Regions from separate parts of the Homo sapiens genome. Here region 2 is linked to region 1. The links are chromatin loops, found by intact Hi-C in ENCODE. Cell type or tissue: CD4-positive, alpha-beta T cell. All regions are shown on one strand. Each heading gives the region's core, and the rest is flanking DNA. Links, peaks and the distances in the headings are about the cores only.

Evidence for each region. Hi-C counts contacts between places; a loop is a spot of excess contacts. Peaks named below come from ENCODE experiments on the same cell type or tissue, not always from the same donor. Only the 100,000 strongest peaks of a DNase experiment are listed, where the experiment ranks them.
Region 2: it touches region 1 in a loop (2.8-fold over the local background); 11 of 110 quality-filtered maps call a loop at or near these places.

The regions. Positions count from the first base shown.
Region 1 is chr3:108,819,147-108,827,427 of GRCh38, reverse strand. TRAT1 (T cell receptor associated transmembrane adaptor 1) reads right to left here and starts at 4,642. Exons shown (of 6, transcript NM_016388.4): 1 at 4,494-4,642. The coding sequence starts at 4,500. In CD4-positive, alpha-beta T cell, for the core only: no CTCF peak of the experiment used is centred there; DNase peaks (open chromatin) are centred at 4,727, 5,187 and 6,647; H3K4me3 peaks cover 6,653 bases; H3K27ac peaks cover 5,073 bases.
Region 2 is chr3:108,485,437-108,493,782 of GRCh38, reverse strand. It overlaps MYH15 (myosin heavy chain 15), which reads left to right. Exons shown (of 41, transcript NM_014981.3): 8 at 606-669; 9 at 1,188-1,283; 10 at 7,257-7,360. Among named protein-coding and RNA genes, the nearest start is that of MYH15, 21 kb to the left of the region's middle. In CD4-positive, alpha-beta T cell, for the core only: CTCF peaks have their summits at 3,724 and 3,931 (motif pointing left); a DNase peak (open chromatin) is centred at 3,892.

The DNA of each region.
Region 1 (8,281 bases), core at 1-8,000:
AAACGTACACACACACACACACACACACACACACACACACACATACACACATACTTTATACCTCCCCTTACCCAGTAATTCTAAATATGCAGTATAAATATCTCCATATTCCTGTGGGTATCTACTTAGTACAGACAGTGCCTCTTAGAATACTGGATGCACAAAGTGCTTAAAATTTTTTACCCAACAAGTGTAACCTTTAGTATCAATATTCATTAATTGTAATTACTTTCATTTATATAGCTTTGATCAATTTAAAAAAACTCCCACACAATTTGAATTCAGCTATTTACACTGTTAAAAAGCCGAAGAACTCGAGAAATTATCAGAGAGGAATGGCAGCTAGGAAAATCATGATTTAAGTTTCTCTCCAGCTTCCAACTACCAGGGGCTAATAGTGGTGGGTTTAATTATAAAACCTCTGACTCCCTTAAAGCCAACAGTAATTGGCAGGCACTGTCTTTGAAATTCACAATTGCATGTGCTCTGGAAGGAAACCCAGCTAAGCAAATATAATGTCTTTCTGCTGGCAGATTTGATTTACACAGAAGCCTTTACTTAAACAATTAGCAATAGAAAAAGCAATAAATATAATGCCTTAATTGTTTTTACTTCAGGCTATCTTTAACTGAGACAAGTGTATGAGTTTATAGTATATTACAGCATATAGCTTCTCTTAATGGCTTTCCTTGGCTTGTAAACTCTGTCAGAGCAATGAACGTCTTTTTGCATTCCATGAATGTGTATATTTATTTTAGGCACCCAGAAATCTCAATAGCAGTATTATGATCCCCATGAGTCTACTTATAAAATGAGTTTTTCTTACCATGGTGGTGGTTGGTGCTAAATAAGGCACATTCTTGATGATTTTTTGAACGTGACACATGATCACTACACGCACAATCCCAACCACTACCCATCATCCCACAATAAAAGACATTTGAATCATGGATATTAGCACAGGAGGGGGCTCGCAAATCAGTTCCAGGCTTTCAAGTAAAATACCATGCTGTTTTTAATGCAAATCTGAAATCCACTGACCTTATGTGTCTATTATGAACAGGGGGTTATTTGAGAAGTAAATGGTGTGTGTTGGGGAGTGGGCTGTGATGGGGAAAGAGAAAATAGTAATATTAGCTTTGGATACCTATTTTCAAACTGTGGAAAAGGGAATGAGAGTAGTCACCAGTTGTGTGGCTGAATCTCACTAAGACAATTGTAAAACTGGATTTCATATCTTCATCTGTGTTACATTAAGGCTACCTCTTCCTAGCACATCATGATTCCCCTCAATCAATACTTTACTTAATTTAATTGAAGAAAGTATAAATATGAGAGTGAGGTGGAGGACAGAAGAGAGTAAATTATGATTCCTCCAATGCTAGACTCTTCATTGCTTCTACAATTAAACTTTACCTGAGATTGGTAAACCTCAGAAATTCTACTGAGATTAAAGTGCTGCTGTAGATGAACTTGTCTTTCTCTGTATTTAGTGACTTCATTTATATGTATACTTATTGTTTCTTATTTGAGAAGAACCTTAGTAAGATCCTCTGAAGATGGCATGGTTGTATGGCAACTTTCATCCAATAAAATACTTTATGATGTTTCTTTTAATATTTCAAGAAGGCCTATTAATTTTGTCATCTCTTCCCTTTAATTCAGGAATGCTGAGAAGATTAAGTGTAATCAAAAATGTCTGGGAAAGTGCCGAATAATGATTTCTCTTATTCACTAGCAACTTGGGGACATTTATTTCTTGGAACTATGATCTTTAATTGACAATCTTTCCTGGATTGACTTTCCTTAAAAACACTGCCCAATTCATAATATTACCTAAATTAAATGGAGAAACATTGTCTTTGACCCATCTGAGTTTAAAAGATAATTTACACGTTAGTCCCACCTAGTCTCTAAAAGAAAGGATTTCATTGTCCTCAAAAGGTGATGAGGCTCAAGAGAAGATAAAACTGAGTAAAGACAATGAGACTCCTTTTTTTTAAAAAAAATGAAGATGAGTAAACTAAATTGTGAATCATTATTTAAATTAATGATAGACCAAAGACTTGTTTTCACCATTTGATTCCATTAATACAGATTTTATGTAAATGCAGAAACACAGCAGGAATTATGATACCAGAACATTATGGATGATGCAGTGACTACAGGCATATAGGTAGGAAAAAAGAAAATACTTGGGTTTTTGTTTTCATACGTAGTTTTACTTAACTAGAAATAATTATTCTTTTGTGTGTGTTCAAATTTATTTTATTTTTTATTTTACCTATCTAAATATAAAAAATACTATCATCTGATTCTCTTCCTTCATGTGAAATTTTGTTTTGTTTTGACTTTTAATACCTGTGAGGTTTTTAAATACTTTGTCTTTGCATCTCTTCTGTGAAATTGTAAAAGTTCTCAACTGTTGATGTAGGAGCTCCTGTATTAAACCCAAAGGGGAAGTCTGAACTACAAAATGCGATGGAGGAAATGTTACCATATCTGTTCTAAATTTAGAATTAATTAGTCCTGAAAATAGAGGAATGTCATATTCACCGTCTTTGGTCTTCCCATGCTTTCTGAGTTCCCCATCATCATCAGCTCATGGAATTATACTTAGTAATGCTATGTTCATTTCTTGCAGGGCACTAGAAAAATTGGGACACTTGTTTTTGTTCTTTGCTAAAGTATGAACTGGGAAAGATAAGGAGAGGTATGAAAATTGTATGCCAGCTTATGGTCCCTGTGTGATTTATGTAATCAATTGGTTTTAAGATCCATCAAACAGAACAATGGAAGCCAATTCACAGAAATTATAATATATGCAATCTTTACTCCATAGCTGGCCTATACAAATTGGTATTAAAAGTACAAAGCATACTAATTAAGCAAAAGAGGTCATCAGACTATCACAAATGATAGCTATAAACAGTTTAAAAATCCATGCAAAAATGTTCAACCTCATTATAATCAAAGTAATGCATATTGAACAATGAGTTAGCATGTTGTGCTTATGAGATTAGTGACGATTTTTTAAAGGAGATCAGCCTGTGAAGGAGAAGCACTGCTAGAATGAGAGGGAATTGGCATCACTCTTGGAAAAGCAATTTGGCAATAATGAGACTTAAAATGCCATAATCTCTTAATAATTTCAGTTCTAGAAAGTTTTCTGAAAAAATAACCCTTACTACAGAAAAAGCTATAGAGTTGTTCATCTTTCTGTCATGTAAAAATATTTTTAAAAACTGTATACAACAGGGCTGGGCGCAGTGGCTCACGCCTGTAATCTCAGCACTTTGGGAGGCCAAGGCGGGCGGATCATGAGGTCAAGAGATCGAGACCATCCTGGCCAACATAATGAAACCCTGTCTCTATTAGAAATACAAAAATTAGCCAGGCGTGGTGGCACGCGCCTGTAGTCCCAGATACTCAGGAGGTTGAGGCAGGAGAATCGCTTGAACCTGGGAGGCAGAGGTTGCAGTGAGCCAAGATTGCGCCACTGCACTCCTGCCTGGCAACAAAGAGAGACTCTGTCTCAAAAAAAAACAAACAAAAAAAACTGTATACAACATAAATGTTCAGCAATAAACAAATGACTAAACTATAACTGAATAGATATCATTTTTGTGCATTCATTTAAAATGATTATGCAGAAGTTATATTAAAAGGGACATGGTTATGTTAGTGAAAAAAGCTGGATATATTATGTACATTATTATTTCAGTTATGAAAAGCAAACTATATAGAATGTATATAAATAAAATTTGAAAGGAAATAAAACATATTTTGTGTTTTTAAGGTGATGGAAAATACGTATGAATTTTTAATATATATATTTCACAGTTCTCCCACATTACATAATATGCATGTTTCCTTTTGCAACAAAAAGATGTTTATTTAATAAATTAAAAGTACATAAAATAATACAGGAGGAATGAACCATCAACATGGATTCATAACAGTGAGTCAATATGGATCCAACCCTTTCACAACAGCGAGTGAATATGGATCTAACCCTCATGATTAATCTCACAGCAATTGAATTTTCACTGGCCTTTTCAAAATTGTTGTCTCTCTGAATGTTGACAATTGCATTGCTTTCTAGAAAATACTATAGTGCCTAATCTCTGAGGAATTAGAATTACACTTATCCTGTTTAATAGCTAAACTAAACTAAAGAGGAATACACATAGTCAACAAAAGCTTCTTTAAAAATAACAAGTACTTCACATGGCATAATTATCAGTGAACACTTACTGAACAGCTGTAATTAGATTTACGTTCTAAAATGCTGTCCACATTTTTCTTTCAAAAGAAAAATGTCAACTTATACTCATTAACATGTTTCAAAATATATTTTAATTACACTAAAAGTTATCCAACATTTTTAAAATAACTACTTTCTAAATACTAAGGGTCTTCTCGTTAGGACTTAGAAATTAAGTGAATTTTTAGACACACAAATGGAACAAAAAGTTTAAAATGCCACTTACCTGACATGCTTCTTTTTTTCAGAGAAATCTTTATCTAGCCATAAGACAAATATATGGATTAAAAATCCTCCTACAAACTTTTTTCCTAGGTGATGTTGCTCTGTTATGTTAAAAGCAGCATGACAGTAAAACTTATCTTTATCTGTGCCTCGGATTCTTTTCTCTTCTGTTTCTTAAAATCTTTTGTGTGTACTTTGTTTCAGTTACAAACAGGAAATGTGGTGAAGGAGTTGTCTTGAGTTTTGATCTGAAAACAGTCGACTTAAATTGTGTAACGTGGGAAGAAAAATCCCACACACCTTTGTAATCTGACATTTGAATTTTTATCAATACCTGAGTCTAATTGAAAAATAAATAAATAAAGGTAGGAATTAAACCAGGAGGGATCTTCCTATCTCTGGAGAGAATCCAGTCATCTCTTCACAAGTAAATTCACATGGAAACAAAATAAGATACACTAAACTGATGAGTAAATAGTAAGCAACCCGTGGGTGTGCTCAGCTGTTGTATTTTCTTGAGCCATGATGGAGGACAGGGAGTTAATATTTTTTGAGCACTTAGTATGTATCAGTTGCCTTCTATACCTCATCTTAATGCGAGGCTAGATGCCTGCCTTATTTCCTGACAATCCTCACCTTATCAGTATGAGTTTCTCTGTCCAATCTAGAGCCACCTGACAACAAGCTCCTGTTCTCAACCACCATCCCAGAATCTTAATAGCAGCAGTTCTTACATGTTGGTGTACATAAGTATGCTATAAGATGCTAGTTTAAAATCCTGGGCCCGTCTAAATTAGACTATTTAGGGTGAAGCACTAGAATCTGCATTTTAACAAGCAGATTTTCTGAGTGCATTTTAAATTACATATATTGTATATGATAAGATATTTTAATATAGATGTTCTGGACAATGCTTTTGGAAACTCATATAAGGAATAGAATCTATATTATTCATTATTAAAATTTCATAACTAGAATTAAGCACACCGGCACATCGTAAGTCTCAATAATTGAGACTTACTCTCAGTGATTGAACAAACAAAACCATGGGTGTCTTGTGCTTTCTTTGTCTTCCATTATAGAAAATAACTCCCTAGTAAGCAAAATACAGTGCATCTTATCCTTTGGACAAAGCTGGCTAAACACTAACACATTTTTCCACTTCAATCACTCCCCCCCAAAATATTTTTTGGTGAATCGTTGACTCAGAGGCTGTAAAACTGAAAGAGACCTTGGAGATTCTCTGGTCTAAGCTTCTTTAAAAGGGATTTTTAAAGTATGTTCCATAGAACACTCGGCCTTTAAGAAACGCAGAAGACAAATGTTTCTTCAACAAATATCTTTGGAAAAAATATATAGCTTTATTTTTACCTCCGTAGATGCATATTAAAGGCTTAGGTAAGTCCTGCGAAAAGGAAACCCAAATAATATTTTTATCAGAGTTTTTCTAAACTTATTTGGCCAGAGGACTCTTTGTTCAGCCGCTAACCATTAGCAGAGTGACAGGTTTTATGAAGCAGGCCTGGATGCTGACAGAACAAGACTTCAGGGAACAGCAGCCTCAGGTTCATGTAGGGATCAGAGGACAACAAAGAATCAGAAGGTTTCATCTTAGAATTAGATGGAACGTAGGGAGGAAGACTGCTGAAAAGTTGAATCCCAGACATTCAGGAAGATTCGGGCACCTGATAAATCAGTTTGAGAGGAGAGGGCCTAGTTATGGCCTTGAGGAGTTGAGCTTTGGTCCTGAAAGAGGGTAACTGGTAAGAAAAGTAGAAGTCCTAGGCTCAAGAAAGGACTACAGAGGTTACCTAAGCAAGACCTTGGAATATGGGCAAAGTAGATGCCCACAACTCGAGCTTACAGAGGACATTGGAAAGAGAAAGGGTTTCAGGACTGGAAATTTTGGTGCTAGCATTCCTTTGTTAGAACAAAATTATCGCAGAGGATGGGGAAAGAAGGAAGGAAGATGCTTTCATCCCAGCTGATCCATAAAGTGCAATTCCAGAAAAAACGGTGTTTAATTATTATTGGCTGTGAATGGAGAGAAGGTCAACTCAGCAAGAATGACTCAGGCAAAAATGCAGGAACTCTGTGGTTTGCTCAGAAGTATCTCTCAGAGCAGCCCAACAGGAAGAGAGACCCAAAGCAAACCCACCTGTTGGGAGAGCAGCTGTCTAAGGGCTTCCCTGCCTCAAGGGTATGACTTTACCCATACAGCTGCAGGAAGCTGGGGAAGGCAAGAGCAGAAGAGACATTAGGAAGGATATGTCCTGCTTCAGAAAGAGCCTGAAGTACCTGTTGAGTGATTACCTTATGGCTTAAAAGGGTTAATGTACCTCCTATGCATGATTGACATCTCTAAATGGTAAAAACTTAGGCTAATAAATCTGAACCACTTCACAGTTTCTAATTATTACAATATTTTTGAAAAGTGATCTTCATTACAATGTTCCATTCCATAGATTTAAATAATCTACGGAGATGTAACAAGATTGTCCAAGGTCACACAGGAAGTCCGTGCCTGCACATTAGTTAGCTCCATAGATGTTTGAAATTTGCCAGGAAAAAAAAAATAGCTTTTCATTAAATATAGATGGCTGAGCACATGGAAACATTATCAGAATATAAAAAAGCATATGGATATTTATTTGTTATAAAATATATTAGAAAGTGCATTCAGAGATTTGAATGATGGCTTCATGAGCCATGTTTAAATCATAAATAAACATGAGGCCTCTGTAGTACTTTTTAATGAGATGGGTTATCAAAATGGAATTTCAAAGAAAGCTAGACTAAGCAGAAATGTCTCGACAAGCTTAAAGCAGTTAGAGATGTTGTAGGAAATTTTGGGGGGAGGTTTTGATGGGCACCTGCCAAGAAATAAAAATATTAAGGCCAACAAAATTGATGTTTTGTTGCCAAAAGAAAATGAAAAACATGTCAAAATGGCAGCTGCCATTCAGAGTTTCAGAAAAATGGGTCAGAGTGTAGAAAGAGGCCCAGTTTTTCAAACTTCTTTTTTGATGATCATCTATCATTTTTATAATTAATTTTCATCACTATAATGTATTTTCTTATATCTGCGTGTGTGTGTATATATGTATATATGTATACATATATAGATATATATATACACATATATATTCATATATATATATATATATATATATAGAGAGAGAGAGAGAGAGAGAGAGAGAGAGAGAGAGAGAGAGAGGGTTTCCAAGCTGTTGAATAGATATTGTATTTACAAATGTATTTAGCTATTGTTTAAATTACTTACAATAACATGCACTAGTGTTATAATTGGAATAAAAGCTGTGCCCTTATTTTAAAGGCTCTTTATAATATTTGTTTTATTGAAACACTACTTACTTCTCTGTAATTTTTATTTATTCTGGTGAATTGCTGTTTAGTCATACTGAAGCTAGTACAAAGTAAGCAAACAGCTTGATGAGAGAAAGGAGTGGAGGGGCCACCTGGGCTATCAATTATGCTATTTTCAACAGTGAAATTATTCAAAATTGATTATGAGGTTGCAATTGATTCTGATTAGGCTATATTAGTATTTATATTTTCATTGAGTTTAGACTATAAGGTCCTCCAGAAAGCATGACTATTCAGACAAAAAAGGTAAAAGCAAATTAAAAGCAATAGAACAATGCATAGACTTAGCATCAGATTTTTCTCTTTTTATTACAAGTATCATGCCTTACAGAACAAGAAGTCTTAAAAATTAAACACTAAAAATATCCTTTATTTTTAAAGCATTTTACAAGATTACTGTTA
Region 2 (8,346 bases), core at 221-8,220, 330 kb after region 1:
GTTTGTCTACCTCTTCGACTCCATTTTATGCCCCCCCTTTCTCTGACTTTCTAAATTCTAAGATATTGGCTTTTCTTGTGATTTTATGTCAGAGCTGTTGCAGTAGCTGCTTATCCAGTAGACTATAAGATTCATGAGGGTAGGGGCCATGTCTATTTTTTTTGTGCGGTATCTCCAGTGCCTAGAAGGTTACCTGGATCTTAGTAGATGCTCAATGAATGTTTGTTGCATGAATAAACAAATATGCTGAGGAAATATTTTTCTCATCTTTAGATAAGAACAGTGAGGCCCAGAGAGATTTCACAATGCCCACAAGAATACACAGGTAGCAATCAGCAGATTTGGGGCTACAAGCCAGAACCACTGCTAGTCCTGACAATCATTCTGGCTTCCTCCAGATATTAGCTGGTGCTGTCTCATCTCAAACCCACATTGCATTTTTCTCTTCTTTTCTTTTCTTTCTTTCTTTTTTTTTTTTGTTTGTTTTTTACTTCTGGGGAAGTAGTCCTTTTGAGAGTTACATATAATGAAGCCATTGCAAGTGCTTGGAAAATGTGAATAGGAAACTGTGTTTTGTGTCTGACTGTGTTCTGTGTCCACACTAGGGCAAATTCATCAGGATGCACTTTGGTGCCAGAGGCATGCTGTCATCTGTGGACATTGATATCTGTAAGTAGTCATTGCACTGTCTGATTACTTTTTTCTTTTCTTCCCTTCCTTCCCTTCCCTTCTCTTTCCTTCCTTCCTTCCTTCCTTCCTTTTCTTCTTTCTTTCTTTCCTTTTCTCTCTCTCTCGTTCTTTTTCTCCCTTCCTTCCTTCTTTTCTTTTCTTTCTTGACAGGGTCTTACTCTGTTGTTCAGGCTGGAGTGCCGTGGCATGATCATGGCTCACTGCAGCCTCGAATTCCTGGGATCAAGCAATCCTCTACCTCAGCCTCTCAAGTAGCTGCAGCTACAGGCATGTGCCACCATGCCCAGCTAATTTTAAAAATTTTTCTTTGTGGAAATGGGGTCTCACTATGTTGCACAGGCTGTTTTCAAACTCCTGGCCTCAAGTGATTCTCCTGCCTTGGCCTCCCAAAATGCTGGGATTACAGTTGTGAGCCACTGCGCTCAGCCTGATTACTTTTCTTCTACATTTTGCAAGAATGCCTAAGTATGAATTTTTATTCATTTCTCATCATCCAGATTTGCTTGAAAAGTCCAGGGTGATTTTCCAGCAGGCTGGAGAGAGGAACTACCACATATTCTATCAAATTCTATCTGGACAAAAAGAGCTTCATGGTAAGTGTAGGATTCTGGAGCTTAGGGTTATTCCAAAACAAGAAAAATAAGTCATATTTGGGGGATGAAAAAGTGTTATTCGGTAAGTTTCTTAGCCTATTTAGACCTCAGTATATTCATCCTTAAAACTTAGGGAATTGAATCAATTATAGAACTAGTGTTGTATAATTTTATATGGACAGACAGTAAATAGCAACACTTCTTTTTCAATTTGGTAGCAAAAAGAAGCAGAGTATTTGGAAATGGGTAGGATGCCCAGCAGAGGTGAGTGAGTGTGTGTGTGTGTGTGTGTGTGTGTATAAAAGCATTAATTTAAGGCCTTAATTAGAGCTACATGGGTGGTATAGATAAGGACCAGGGGAGGGAAATAGCATCATAGTGTGTGGTGGTCAATGGGAGTTTTCTCTCTTTTTTCTTTTTTAATAGAGATGGGGTTTCACCATGTTGGCCAGGCTGGTCTCAAGCTCCTGGCCTCAAGAAATCCTCCCACCTTGGCCTCCCAAAGTGCTGGGATTACAAGTGTGAACCACCGTGTCTGGCTCAGGGAGTTTTATAAAGAAGGGGAATTTAGGTTGGGATATGAAGAATGGGAAGGGGATTCAGTCAGACAAAGTGAAGAGTGGAGGCTACTTCTGGTAGGAGGAAGAGTGTACACAATGTTGGGAAAGGGCAAAGCAGGAGCAGGGAACAGAGAGACCAGGTTGATTAAAGGAAAAGGTTTGCACAGAGGAATAGTGGAGATTTTATTCCGATGGTTTCTGAACTCAGGGAGTTGGCAGAGCAAGTGTGTTGTGGGGGGTGCGGCAATAGGAGGTCATGATTTATTGAAGGCAGTGTTTGGGACGATTAAGCTGGTAATGGGCAGGATGGTGTGGAGGCAGAGACTTGGATGGAAGGGATTGCAAATGTCCCAGTATGAGATGACAAGACAGTGATCTAAGAGAGTGTCTGAGAATGGAAGGGTGGGGGAAAAGGGATAGATGCATGGAAGAATAGACAGGTCTTGGTAGAGACTGAATGTAAGAATGAGGAAGAGTGATGAGTCAGTCAAAAATATCCCCAAGTTTTGTGATTTGATTAGGAGAATGATAGTGCCATAAACATAAAATAAGAAAAAAAATGTGGAATAAGGGAATGAATTTCATGTATTTATTCAACAAATATTTATTATGGAGCTGCTATGTGTACACCAGGCACTGCTTTTTAATCATAGGGGGTACAGTGGTGAACGAGGTAGACAGGCCTCTGCCCATATGAGCTTATAGTCTAGTATGGAAGACAGGCAACAAATGAGTAAAGAATACATGATCTAGGCTGGGCGTGGTGACTCCTACCTGTAATCCCAGCACTTTGGGAGACTGAGGCAGATGGATTGCTTGAGGTCAGGGGTTTGAGACCAGCCTGGCTAACATGGTAAAAACCAGTCTCTACGAAAAATACAAAACTTAGCCAGGCATGGTGGCAGGTGCTCGTAATTCTGGCTACTCAGGAGACTGAGGCAGGAGAATCACTTGAACCCAGGAGGCGGAGGTTGCAGTGAGCTGAGAATGTGCCAGTGCACTTTAGCCTGGGCAACAGAGTGAGACTCTGTCTCAAAAAAGAAAAAAAAAAAACCATGATCTAATTTCTTTGTAGGTTATATGGCAGGTCTATAAAGAACAATAAAGTACAGTGAGGGGACAGAAAGAAATGGGGTTTGGTAGGGTTGTGGATAGTTCTATTTTAGATGAAATTGTCAGGGAATTTCTCTGAAAAGACAACATTCTTTGCAGACACCTCAATGAGTAAGGGAGCAAGTAGGCAAAGATTTCCAGGAATAAAATCCCAGGAGGAGGGAACAGTGAGTACAAAGGTCCTGAGGCAATAATGCATTTGATTTATTCTTGGAATAGCAAAATGGCCACTGTGGGTGGTAGAGTAGAGAGGGTAACGTAGGGTAAAATAGGCAGGGGCCAGACCATGCAGTGCATTGCAGGCCATGGCAGACCATTTAAAGTGGCATAGGAAGTCATTGGAAGGGGAGAACTACACGCTGATTTGATTTCCGAGGTATTGCATTTGAGGTAAGCCTTTGAGGACAACAATGCTCCCACAGAAGTGGACATAGGGTAAGATTACAGATCCAGGCTAGTAAACTGATGGGAACAATTCTCCCAGTCCATTATGCTTAGACTAAGTATGGTATAAATCTAGCAGTGTTTTGACTACTTGGTTTTTAAAGTACCCTTACCAAATGGGGAAAGCTCTGCAAACGAGACAATTATTTTTGCCATAGATGTAATTGGTGTCATGTAAGCAGCACGTATTCTCCTCCCCACCTTCTCTCCACCTCAACCTGGAACAGGATTTTTTTTGATCTTCCATTGATTAGTCCTATCAAATCTAACACTCTTGACATGTGTTTCTGGATGGTATAGAGCAACTGACACGTAAGATCTAATGTGGGTACCAGCAGAGACTGCAAGATTATTTTCAGAGCAACTCTGTTTACTAATAGAAGCATCTGATGCCTTTGGGCTGCTATGGAAAATGCATGCTTATCCTGAGTTCATTTATCTTCTTCGGTCTTTGGGGGTTGCTGAGATTGATTACTGTGCAAAGTCTGACATCTGGTGGTCCAAATTGGGTATTGTCAGTCTACCTGTTTTAGCACCCATTGTCCTTTTGGGGGACATTTTAAAAGATGATCTGGAACTCTTACCATCCATGTTTGCTAAAGAAGAGCTTCAGAGTATCCTGAGGCTTAATACAAGAGGGCATATCTTAACGATATGAGGATGATGTCCACATATCCTGAAATATGAGGATTTGTCCATACTACAAAAGAATTGGGTATGGAAATCACAGCAGAGAGGCTGGTCACCCACTGAAGGAGCGAAGGAAATGAGGTGACATGTTACCTCAGAGCCAGCCCCTATTTGACCTCTACATGGCCATGAGCACCCCTTCACTCCTTTGCTCTCAATTATATCTGACCCTTGTTCCAGGCATAGCTAAGGCTCATTTCTTCAGTTCTTTTGGACAGGGCTCATTCAAAATCCTTAGTTCTTACTGCCGTCTGTATAGCTTGGTCCTACATATATTTTCCCTTTTCTCCTCTTTTTCTTTTGACTTTTTTTCTTTCTATTTATTTATTGTGTCTATTCTTGCTATTCAACTAGTGTATAAATTCCAGGAGTGATGGTAAGTGACCAAGAGGTCCTTCCGTCCTGGAATCCTTGACATTTGGCCTCAACCCTGTGTATTCACTTCATAAAGTATACAACAATTGTGCATCATCAAGAGAGAATCTACTGAATGAACAGGAAAAAATATTTGCAAACTGTACATCTTATAAGGGCTGAATATCTAAAATATATAAAGAACTCAACTCAATAGCAAGAAAACAACTGGATTAAAAAATGGATAAAGGACCTGACAGACATCTCTCCAAAGAAGACATGCAAATGGCCAACAGGTCTATGAGAAAAGCCTCAACATCAATAATCATCAGGGAAATGCAAAGCAAAAACCATAATGAGATATTGTCTTACTATCAGAAGGCAAGAGATAACAAATGTTGGCAAAGATGTGAAGAAAAGGCAACCCTTTTTCACTGTTGAGTCAACTGTAAATTACTACAGTCATTATGAAAAATGGTATGAAAGTCACTCAAAAGATTACAAACAGAACTACCATATGATCCAGTCATCTACTACTGGGAATACATCCAAGGGAAATGAACTCAGTATCCTGAAGAGGTATCTGTACTTCCATGTTCAATGCAGCATTGTTCACAATTGCCGAGATAGAGAAAAAACCTAAGTGTCCATGAAGGATGACTGGATAAAGAAAATGTGGTATATATACACAATAGGATACTATTATGCCTTTAAAAAAAGAAGGAAATCTTGGCTGGGTATGGTAGCTCATGACTGTAATCCCAGCACTTTGGGAGGCCCAGGAGGGAGGATTGCTTGAGCCCAGGAGTTCAAGGTCAGCCTGGGCAACATAGCAAGACCCCGTTTCTACAAAAAATTTAAAAATTAGTTGAGCATGGTGGCATACACCTGTGGTCTCAGCTACTAGGGAGGCTGAGGTGGGAGGATCACTTGAGCCTGGGAGATTGAGGCTTCAGTGAGCTGTGATCATGCCACTGCACCTTAGCTTGGGTGACAGAATGAGACCCTGCCTCAAAAGAAAAGGAAAGAAAATCTTGTTATTTTTGTCAAGTATGGCAACATGAATGAACCTGAAGGACATTATGCTAAATGAAATAAGGCAGGGACAGAAAGACAAATACCACATGATCTCACCCATGTAGAATCTAAAAAAGTTGAATAAGTTCAGAAGATCTATTGTACAACATAGTGATTATAGTTAATAACAATGTATTATATACTTGAAATGGCTAACAGAGTAGATTTTAAATATTCTCACCACAAAAAAAAAAGTATGTGAAATGACAGATACATTACTTAGCTGGAATAAGCCATTCCACAATGTATACATGTATCAAAACATCATGTTGTACACCATAAATATATACAATTTTAAATTGTCAATTTAAAAAATAAAAATCATTTCAAAAACAAGTACTGTAAAAATTTTTACAGGATATTTTTATTAAAATACACATATTCACCTTCTGCTGGATTTAAGCTAGGCCAATTTTATTTTTAAAGTTTTATAAAACAAATTTATTGATGTTCTTTTCACCTAAAGTACACTGCACGTGTTTTAAGTATATAACAGGTAAGTGTTAACATATATATGAGTGTGTATGAAACTGTCACCACAATCAACATAATGCATGTATACTTTCAAAAGTGTCCTTGGATCTTTTATAATACCTCCCTCCTGTCCCTTTTCACTCATTGGAGCCCTCCTTTCCCAGCCCCAGTCCCTAAGTAACCACTAATATGCTTTCTGTCACCACAGATTAGTTTGCATTTTCTAGAATGTTTAAAGACAAAATCATAGAGTGTATATTCTTCTTGTCAGGCTTATTTTACCCAGCATAATTATTTTGAAATTCTTCCATGTTCTAGCACGTATTTATAGCTTATTCCTTTGTTTGCTGAATAATAATCCACTGTATGAATATACAACAGTTTGTTAACCCATTCAACTGCAGATGGTTATTTGACTTGTTTTCTAACAAAACTGCTATGAACATTTATGTAGCCCAATTTCTTTGTTTCTGAGATTTGGAGTTCAAGATAACCGATTTTCACTTTATTGAGCAATAAATAGAAAAATAAGATCAGCTCAAAAAAACTTCACTGGGAGCAAGTGTTGGACAGTGAAAGGTTAATGTGATTCTGCCAAGTCAGCTGATGATGCGCGGCTGACAGCCTGCCTCTGCTTCAGCCTGGATTATGTTTCCTGACTAAGTGAATCATGTCAGGACTCTTAGACATATCAGGGTGCAGCACTGAACACAGCAGCTGATTTATGGATCCCTTGAAAGACAGACTCAGTTCTCTAATAGCGAGGATGTGATGTGACAGGGTTGCCCTGCTAATGTTCCCTGGGCGCTGACCCCAGCTTCTGGCTGCTTCGTAGCTTTTGAAGCTCAGGTCTGTTCTACTTATAATTTTACAAAATACTTTTATCCTCCAGCCCTCAGTCATAAATCTAGGCCAAATTCCTGTTTTCAGAGTTTTGCCAACACACATTACGTGTCTTTTTGTTGTTGTTGTTGTTGTTTGTTTGTTTTTGTTTTTTTTTACACCAATTGAAACTGCTGCAATTGAATCCGCTTTTTGAATTTGCCAGCCTGTCTTCTCTTGGGAGGCATTAACACATGACTGACAAGTTAATAGAGGGCAAACATTGATTGTAGAAGTTTGGGTCTAAAATATGGATTTTATTTTGGCTTGTTTACAAGTATGATATAAACTGTAGACTAAACTGCGAATATTGACCAATTATTTTCTAAGGCCTTGCAGATTTCTTTAAGCTGTTTAACGAATCGTTTTCCCACTCTAGACCTGCTCCTGGTATCTGCAAATCCCTCAGACTTCCACTTTTGCTCCTGTGGAGCAGTTACTGTGGAGAGCTTGGATGATGCTGAAGAATTGCTGGCCACAGAAGTAAGGCTTGTTAGTTGTCAAAGCAAAATCTGGTAATGGCAATGAGAAATGAAAGACAGAATCTTAGAGTTCTGTTCTTAGGGACCCAGAGAAGTGGTCTTGCTTCCGTAGGGGTGTAGGGCTGCTTCTGTCCAAAGTTTACTTATTTATGAGAAAACTGCACATTGTCAATATAGTAACTTTGGAAGCTATGAAAAAGTAGAAAGATATTTCAACTCAATGGCAAACATCTCTTTTATTTGGTGTATATCTTTACAGTTTTTATTCTGTTTTTATCTATTTGCAGCTGCTTTTGTATGGTCATGTTAGTGTTTTTTGTTTTTTACCAAAAGACTGTAATTATGCTGCATAGACATTTGGCATATAGAATTTGCTTTCTCAGTTTAATCGTTTAAGCATTTCAAATATCGTTAGGAACTCTTCATAAACATTTAAGTGGATACTTAAGATTTTATCAGGCATTTGTCCTGTTGTTTATTGAGCTATTCTCTTAGTGTTAGACTCAAGTTTTTTTTCACTCCCACTGAGGTGAATATCTCTGTAGCTAAACACTTTTTCTGTATATCAGATTCACCTTATGCTAGATTCCTAGAAGTGAAAATACTAAGGATTATGAATTTTTTATAGTCTCTTGGTACATATTCTAAATTAACCACTAGAAAGATTGTACCAATTTTTTCCCTCCTGGGGTGTATGAGAATGCACACCTTGTGCAGTGGATTCTTAGGATGCAATTTTATGGTGAGGTGGCTTTTCTTAAACCTTTCTTTTCACCAGTCTTTGAAATGTGTCTCCTCTGGAATAAAGTCAGAACCTGTGGGATCACAGAAACAAGCAACTCAGCAGATATGGTGCTTTCTGCCATAACCACGAAAGGCAAAATAATTGACCTCATATAGCCAGTTAGTGATCTGTTGCTGGAAGGAACAAGAGAGAGGCAGGGCATTGAAGGAAAGTTCTAAAACTATTGGGAACTAAACAAGCCT